Regions from separate parts of the Homo sapiens genome. Here region 1 is linked to region 2. Evidence: chromatin loops called from intact Hi-C (ENCODE). Cell type or tissue: A673. All regions are shown on one strand. Each heading gives the region's core, and the rest is flanking DNA. Links, peaks and the distances in the headings are about the cores only. Region 1 overlaps TRPM3 (transient receptor potential cation channel subfamily M member 3). Region 2 overlaps TRPM3 (transient receptor potential cation channel subfamily M member 3).

Region 1 (4,406 bases), core at 99-4,098, 56 kb after region 2:
AAAAATCAGGAAAGTGAAAATAGGAGAGAGTGACAAAGTCAATATGTTTTTTCAGGACCCCTTTTCCAAGAAGCGAGAGCTTAAACTCATTCTGGCAGTTGGTAGTAGTGCAAATAGAGAGGAATAAGAGCTGATTCTGCGCATGGCTCCTCCGCCTCGAAGTATAAAGGCTACATTCTCAACATATGCACATGCCTGTGTTTTGCAGTGCCATTTTAGAGCAATCACCTCTCCCTAGGACTTTCATCAATGGGACTGGAGTGCCATCACAGCAAATCTGGTTCAAGGACAACACAAGCTTCCTTTTACTGTAACTTGCTTTTATTTGCTAAAATACTCATTTCTAGCTACGAGGCAATTTATGACAAAAGCCCCAAACTTCTAGGGGTTATTTTTAAAACTAAATGCTAAATATAGAACAGGACTCATACATAAAGATGTTCATCACACTATTATTTATATGAAACATTTAGAAACTTTGTAAGTGTCCAGCAATGGGGGTATTAAGTGAACTACAACACATCTATTGGACAAAATACTCTGCAAACATTAAAAATTATGTTTTGAAGAATTCCCAAGAATACAGAAAAGTGCTTGGTGATAATGTTAATGGAGAATAAAATGAGACTACAAACTAGTATTTCACAAATATGCTCTCCCCTTCCCCCCACAAACTCTGCCTATGGCAGGGGGGAAAAAAGAAAGCCCCGCAAGCGTGTCCAACCCACCTTATTTTGTTTTTGTTGTTCTGTTTTGTTTTGTTTTAGACTTTTAGCAGCCTAAAGCCATGGATTTTAGTTTCTGTCTCTAGTGATAAGAGGAAAAGAGGGATGAGGAAGGGGGCTTTACTGGCCCAACCAGAAACAGGAACTAAGAACCCATGACTGTATACTCTCCCTGGGACATGCAAAAGGAAGCATACCAAAATATCCTCAGTAGTCTCAGTAGTGTCTTTGAGTAGGACTTGAGGTTTGGGGAATTATTTTTCATTGATCTTTTTCTAAACTTTCTATAATTTTTAATGATAAGTATGCATTGCTTTTATAATAAGAAAAAAGAAATGATTTTCTGTGTTGGAACCTGTAGACCTCTAGCCTCTGAATTGCATTTCTTGGGAGGAGAAACAAACTCCAGGGTTCTTAAATGACGGTGGGAGGAATAAGGGAAAAAAGGAATGAGGGATTAGAGTCAAAAGCAAAACCTCTGTCGTTCTCTGGCACTCTTCACTAATTGCCAAGTTGTTCATCCACGATGATCCCTTGGGAGAGTATGGAGTTGAGTGGTGCTGTGAGTGTGCTTGAATCTATAAGACAATCTCCTACTTAAAGTAACCTAAATCAGACTATGTTTTCTAAAGTTAGACATAATGCACCTTTAAAATAAACTGACAAGTCCATTGTAAAATAAAATATCCTTTTGAAAGTCAAATAATCGCTTATTTTTTCTAATGTATAAATTCATACATGAAAGTCTTATAAGACATACTAGAATCATATCAATTTCACCCAATTTCTAGCTCCCTAGCATCACTTTTAAGTCACCCACTTCGACCTAAAACTTTGAGACTTGTTCAAAAATATTACACGAAAAATCAATATTTAATTTATATGGAACTTGGTGACAAATAATTGAACTTATCTGATATTAATTTTCTAGTAGAAATTTTGCATTTCACTTTCCACTGATCTTTTGTTTGCTCAGTTCCAGGTGTGTTTGCATTTCCTAATTTTCTCCAATTTCCTTCCCTCCTCCATATAAATCATCATGTTCATTTCTAGAAGTCAGTCTCTTTGGCAAAATGTTAACATTAAGAATTTTATCAACCAAAGACAGTTTTTCTCAAAGACTGAAAATCGAATACGAATATGTTTTAGATGCATAGTATTCTATTCATCAAGTTGGCATTGTTCTCTTCCCTGTACCAAGTCAACTTTAATTACGCCAAAGAGAAAACAGAAGCTAATATGTGCTTACAGGCATTTCGTTGCTGATCAGGAATCCTGTTTGGATCCCTATCAAGAGTCTTGTATCATTTCGTATCTTGATGAACATAGATTTTTGTGTTTTCTATTAATTGCTGCATTATTTCAAATTATTTTAAATACTGATGATTCATCCAGGAAACATTATGCTAAGCTGGCGGCTTTTAAAAGTCACTGCATTAGCTTCTCCCTAGCCCTGGAGGTGGGGTTAAAAATAAATAAATATAAATAAATATAAATAAATAAATAAAAAGTTATTTCATTGTAGCGACTGAATTGCTTACTGAGTCTAATTCTCTTCCTGTTTCCCTGCTTCTATCCTTGGTAAACACATTGCCAGATTCTATGAAAAAACTGAGTAGGAAAATAGGAAATATTTCAGAGATTAGTTTATGAAAGCCGAAGATGTACCATTTTTAGTGTGCTCAAGCCTATTGTTAACATGATTATAGGCAGACTGTTCTAAATTCTTAGATGATAAGAACTTTCTTTGTTGATTATCTATCGTATAGCTATGAGAATATTTCTAAAATTCTCAGACATGTTACAAACCATTTGTCAAACTCAGATATCATTTCTTACATATCTAACACAGCATGAAATGATTGTAGAGTGTTCCTTTATATTTTTTGATAGATTGAACCAAACTGTCCTTGCAGCTTATAGATGCTTTTCACTCTAATATCATGTTTATTTTCATTTTCAAAAGCTCTACTACATCTTCATCTCTATTTTCATGGATTCATTGCTCACCGTGGCATACATATAAATCACAAATTAAGCTAATTAATAGATACCTTGAAAGTGAGTCAATTTCATTGTCCCAATATTTTTTATATCCTTATCTTATTTAACTGTAAGACCTGCTGAGTTTTAGAAATGGAAAGTCTGTGACTAACTCAGCCACATATACTATGTCTTGTTATTTAGGTGGTGAATATGCCTATTTTTTTCCCAGAAAATGAACCAAACTCTTTTCAAACATAAAATTATTTCCATGTTTCTGCTTGGTTTTTCTATAATATATTCCTGCTTTGAGTCTTCAAGTTTAAACTATATAGAACCAAAGTTTCATATGTATTAGTGAAACATGCTTTAGGGTAAATTGGTGCTGCCTATGGCTCAAAAATGTCACACTCATATCAAGTCTCAAAAAAATAGCCTATCATTCTCTTATTGGTTCCGTCTGTGCTTTGTTACTTCTTTTTCCCTGTCTTCTTTTGGATTATTATTACTTCACTTCATCTCTCTTGTTGTTTTTTTTTTAAAGTAATTTAGTGATGGTTACTGTAGTTGTTGCTTTGGGACCTACAGCATAACACTAACTTTTCACAGTCTACTTTTCAGTATTCATCGATAGTGTAAAAACCTTAAAACTGTGCCCTTCTATTGCCTTTCCCTGCCTTTATGCTAATGCTATAATATATTTTACTTATATATGTTATAAATTCTACAATGTATTATTATTGTTATAAAAGTCAGTTGTCTTTTAAATAGTTTTAAATAATAGCAAAATATACATTTACCCATGCAATTACCACCCCCCAAAAATGTTTTAAATAATGCCTAACCTGAGGCAGCCCACTTTCTATCCCATAATGCTTGACTGGGTGATTGACCCCTGAACAATAATAGAGTGTTCAGTAGACTCTTGTGTTAAAATTGGCTCTTGACACTTGTGACAAACTCTTGGTCTGTGGCTTAATACACCACATTCACTTTGCTATGTTACCATTCTTGTGTTGAATGTACTCCTTTTTAATGTTTGCTTCTTTCAAACCAGTCTCCTAAACATAACCACTTGGTAATAATTCATCTACTCAACAAATGCTTACTGAGCAAGGACTAGGACTCCTGACTGCAAATAAACTGCTCTTCAGTGCAGAGAGATGTGTGCAAATAGAGATTGGAAGTGGCATCCTGGAATGCCTTAAGCTTAGAGAATCATAGGGGCATGAAGAGAAAGCAAGGGTTGGATCCTAGTTACATTATAGAAGAGAGCTTCTTAAATGCACATGTCTACTGAAAGTCTTCTAGTTTGTTCACCAAGCAGAGGGAAGGGTATTTCAGCAAGGAACTGAATGAACAAAAAGGCAGATAGGCTAGAAACAACGTAAAGGATCCTGAGAGGAGCAAGATGCTCAGCCCAGCTAGGGCATCAGGTACGTGGGATTGGGTCATGCTGTGATGGTGGGAGTGCAGTCAGCAAGAGATAAGACCAAAGAAAGGATTGATGGAAAACCAAGTCTGGTATGTTTTCACTAATAAGTAGGAGCTAAGCTATGAGGATGCAAAGGCATAAGTATGATATAATGGACTAAGGGGATTTGTGGGGGAAGGTTGGGAGGATGGTTGGGTACAATATTGGGTACAATGTACACTGCTCGGATGACAGGTGCACTAAAATCTCAGAAATCACCACTA
Region 2 (4,406 bases), core at 297-4,296:
CAGCCTAGGCAACATAGCAAAACCCTATCTCCACAAAAAAAATACAGAAATGAACTGGTTGTGTTGGCATGCAACCGGAGTTCTAGCTAAATCTCTTAAGCCTGGGAGTTTGGGGCTGCAGTGAGCTGAGATCACACCACTGCACTCCAGCCCAGGGGACAGAGCAAGACCCTGTCTCAAAAAAATAAAAAACAAAATAAACTAATTTTTTCTTAACCCTCGTCAGTCAAGAAGTCTCCAGGGACCATTGTTTTAGTCTGTTCAGGCTGCTATAATGAAATACCATAATCTAGGTAGTTTATAAACAACAGAGATTTATTGTTCACAGTTCTGGAGGCTGGACAGTCCAAGATCAAGACTCTGGCAGATTCAGTATCTGGTTAGGGCCCACTTTCTCGTAAATGGTACATTCTTGCTGCATCTTCATGTGGTGGAGGGGGCAAGCAAGCTTCCTCAGGCCTTTTTCGTAAGGGCACTAATCCCATTCATCAGGGCAAAGACCTCAGGACCTAATCACTTCTCAAAGGCCCCACCTCCTAATACTATCATCTTGGTGATTAAGAGTCAATATGAATTTGAAGGAGACACAAATATTCAAATCCTAGCAATCACATATCCACCAGTTGACATGGAGAAGAAGTACTTTGAGGAGAGTTAGAAGAGACTTGGCATCTACCTTTATTTAGAACATAATAGACATACAACATGAGAAGCTAAACTTAAGGGCTAGGTCACTGTTGTACCCTGGCAGCTATGGCTCTAATACCTCATTAACACCACATTCTCTCTTGGGCAGGGCAGCATAAGGCAAGCAAAAGCCAAGGACTTACAAATTGTGCTAATGGAATAAATGGAAGCAAAGATATTAGGCCATAACTTTTGCAACCTTTTTAGTAAATTTTCTATAGCATTTGAGGCTATCAACTTCCTCTTTCTTCTTAAAGTTACTTTCCTGTGAATTTCATGTTAGACTCTCAATTTTCTGTTTCTTTAACACTTCTGTTACCATTTGTTTTCTTTTTCCATTGTTAGATCCTCTTCTTCCTCACCACTCTAAAAATAAATGTTTAACTATGATCAATTATTGGCTCTTTTCCCTTTCATTCACTATTGTGACTTCAATTACCATTTTAATCAAGATAATTCCCAAATGCACAAATATCTAGCCTTGCTTTCCCCTGGCTCCTGCATTTCCAAGTTCCACTCTCACTCATACCCTCATTCTTCCTTGCCTAGACTATTGCTATTCCCTATGAACTTGGTCGCCTAGTCCAATATCCCCCTAACAATGCATCCTACACACTGCAGGGGTTGGCAAACTTTTCTGTAAAGTGGCAGATAGTAAGTATTTCAAGTTTTGCATACCAGATACAGTCTCTGTCACATACTGTTCTTTGTTTGCTTTCTTGTTTTTGAACAACCCTTTAAAATGTAAAAATCATTCTCAGGTTACTGGTCACAGAAAAACAGACCATAAAACAAATTTGACCCACAGGCAGTGGTTTGCTGGCCCCTTGCCATAGAAATGCCTGATAGCCCTTGTTGAAGCACAGAACCAATCATATCACTCTTTTGAACGTAAAGTAGAATGTTTTGCCTGCAGTTTCAGTCCAAAATTCCATTGCTTCTTTATGGATTCATCACACTAACCAAACAGATCTCCTTACAGTCATTTTTAAATTTTCTATTTCCCTGATATTGTTCAAGCTTAGAGCACTCTCTTTAGTCATATTCAATTACCAAACCCGTGCACATGTCTGCATTTGCATGTGTACACACACACACACACCTGGAATCCATTTGCCTCCTTTATTTGTAACTTTCTTGTGCTTGTCATTTATACTTTATTTATGTATATCTCTAACTTCCCATGCAAGCTCTTAAGAGCAGAATCTGTCTGATTCATTATTCTATGTTTCTCTTGTACTCACTTTTGCCTAGTTGTGCTTAATATCATAGCATATATATAGCAGACACTCAATAAATCTTTAACAAATAAGTGAGTGAATGAATGAATGAATTCAGATGTATATACATTAATGGGGCTGATACATATTCAGTATCTATAAATTTTGTTAAAATCTCTACTAACACAGAGGCACAGCTCCTTAGGGAGTCATAAATTTGGTTTATGGGCTTGGATTTGATCCAGGCCCATCCACTTAAATTGTGCAACCCATGGGAAGCAATCTAATGTGGCAATTGTAACCAAGTACTAGAAGCAGACAAACCTGGATTCCAACTCTGCCTTCATCACTCAAGTAGCTTAACCTGCATTGAGCCCTGGGATCCTCAGCTTTAAAATAGAGTGATAATTCCCATGTGTTCTGGAATCTATCATACTTGGGGCTTCCTCCTTTTGGTTGAAACAATGGTTTGATTTTTTTTTACCCCAATGTGATAAATATAGTTATACCAGAAGATTTTGATCCAAGGGTTGCACATGCCCTGTATCCCCTACCAATTGCAAGGCCAAGAAGTATCCCAATGTTACATGGCTTCCCATTCTCTGCAGGCCCTCAGGCTACAGAGCTGACGACTTTCCCTTAGACACTGGAGAAGACAGCAGAGGGCTATTGTCTGTGCCTTACAGATAAGTCTCTGGAGGCCAACTCCACTACCTCCCAGTACAAGGAGATTTATTATGTTTATGAGAGTATGTGTGAAGCTGATGTTGGCATCCAATGACAACTCTCTTTCCACATTTAGGAAACTGAAGGCCAACTATCTACCTACCCCTTAATAGACTCATAAAAACCAAGCAAGCATGATTTTTAAATAAGTTTCATCTCTCTCTCTCTCTCTCTCTCTCTGTTTTTGTTTTTCAAATGGGCATCCTGTCTGTATCTGAGAAAGGAACAAAAAGTCGAAGATGTTTCTTGCTTAGAAAAATGGTAGTCTCTTACTACCATAAGCAGGAGATGGTCAGTGTTACTTGTCAGGTCAGGGTGTCAGCACCACATAGGATTTACTCCTCAGAATTGTCAGTACCCAACACCCTGTTGCTGGGAGAGCTAAGTATTTAACTCTGATGTGTAAAGAATGTTGGCACAGTGTGTGGCTCCTAGGAAGCACTCAGTAATTGTTAACTGTAACTACAATTATTCTACATATAACTACAGGGACTCATTAGATTATAAACACAGATGTTTCTTGTTCCTCTCATATTTTATCCAGTCTTAGTTAAAATTGTCAGTAGGGCATACTTTGACTTCAGGACTTTCGATTTCATCTTCAGGTTCCATCTTCCCTTCTTGATCATTTTAGTGGACAGGGTACAATTAAGAGGAAGCATATATAATTTCCCAGATGATAAGAAAGAAGCAAGCCAATGCCTTCCCTGTTTAACACCAATGACAAAACAAGCTCAATTGGCCTACTTATAGTCATAAGAGGAATCAAGCCTTTTATAGATGGGAAGGGACTTTTTTACACCAAATGGCTCAAAGTCATAGAGTCATGCATCAAGTTTAGAAAAGTTTTTTCTCCAACATAATGTTTGGGGAGAAATTGAAATGTTCTTTGAGATAGATACTGAATTGTACCAAAACTCCTTTTAAATGTTATCTGAATATCATCTTAATAACATAATTCAAGTCCAAACATTTTAAATAAAATAGTGGAAAGAAGATAAAGAGGAAGAATTTTTCAACTCAAAATGTTTTCCGTATGAGTTTTCAACATACAGTGGGTCACTGATAAATTTTTGAGGTTCTGAAACTCTTTTAAATTATTAGAATATCATTATTTTAGAAATAAGGTTGATGCAGTCTTTATAGTCAATTTGCCTGATTCAAATCCCAGATCTGCCATTTAATATACAATACTGGGCAAGTTATTTAACCTCCGTATGTCTTAGTTTTCACCTCCAGAAAATTTAGATAATAATAATACCAATATTATGTCATTACTTATAAGGATTAAATGAGTTAACATATGCAAAAAACAATAAGCACTCAATAAATATTTTTATTGTAACAATGGTGATGATGATGTCTATATAGCACTTTATGTTTAGCACAGATCATTTTCATGTTATCTTGTTTGATACAAAAATCAACCTTGCTGAGGTCGGTATTAGTATCTCCATTTTACAGAGAGAAACCAAGACTCAAAGACAATAAGTTACAAGTTCAAGCTTGTTTAGTTAGTAGCAACTTTGTACTTAAACCAAGAGCATCTTTCTGCAAATCCTGGGCTCTTTCTACCTTTTTTCATCTGATTCAATATTCTAATTATTAAGTATGATCAAGTTAAAATGACGGTAAAGTAGGAGCCCATTTTCTCTTTATTCCCAGAACAATCTGAATGAATATTAAACTGTGAGATTCACATGGAAAGAAAAGACCATTTTGTTGGCTGGTATTCTTGGAATACCTTCTGCCCCTATATACCAGTCATTATAT

Evidence for each region. A loop is a pair of places that touch in the nucleus more often than their neighbours do. Peaks named below come from ENCODE experiments on the same cell type or tissue, not always from the same donor. Only the 100,000 strongest peaks of a DNase experiment are listed, where the experiment ranks them.
Region 1: it touches region 2 in a loop (7-fold over the local background); 2 of 110 quality-filtered maps call a loop at or near these places.

What each region holds. Positions count from the first base shown.
Region 1 is chr9:70,688,364-70,692,769 of GRCh38, reverse strand. All of the region lies in intron 8 of TRPM3 (transient receptor potential cation channel subfamily M member 3), which reads left to right. It overlaps LOC105376078 (a long non-coding RNA gene), which reads right to left. Exons shown (of 6, transcript XR_007061573.1): 4 at 1,975-2,178. Among named protein-coding and RNA genes, the nearest start is that of MIR204, 120 kb to the left of the region's middle. In A673, for the core only: no CTCF peak of the experiment used is centred there; no DNase peak of the experiment used is centred there.
Region 2 is chr9:70,744,675-70,749,080 of GRCh38, reverse strand. The region is part of intron 8 of TRPM3 (transient receptor potential cation channel subfamily M member 3); the gene reads left to right. Among named protein-coding and RNA genes, the nearest start is that of MIR204, 63 kb to the left of the region's middle. In A673, for the core only: no CTCF peak of the experiment used is centred there; a DNase peak (open chromatin) is centred at 2,130.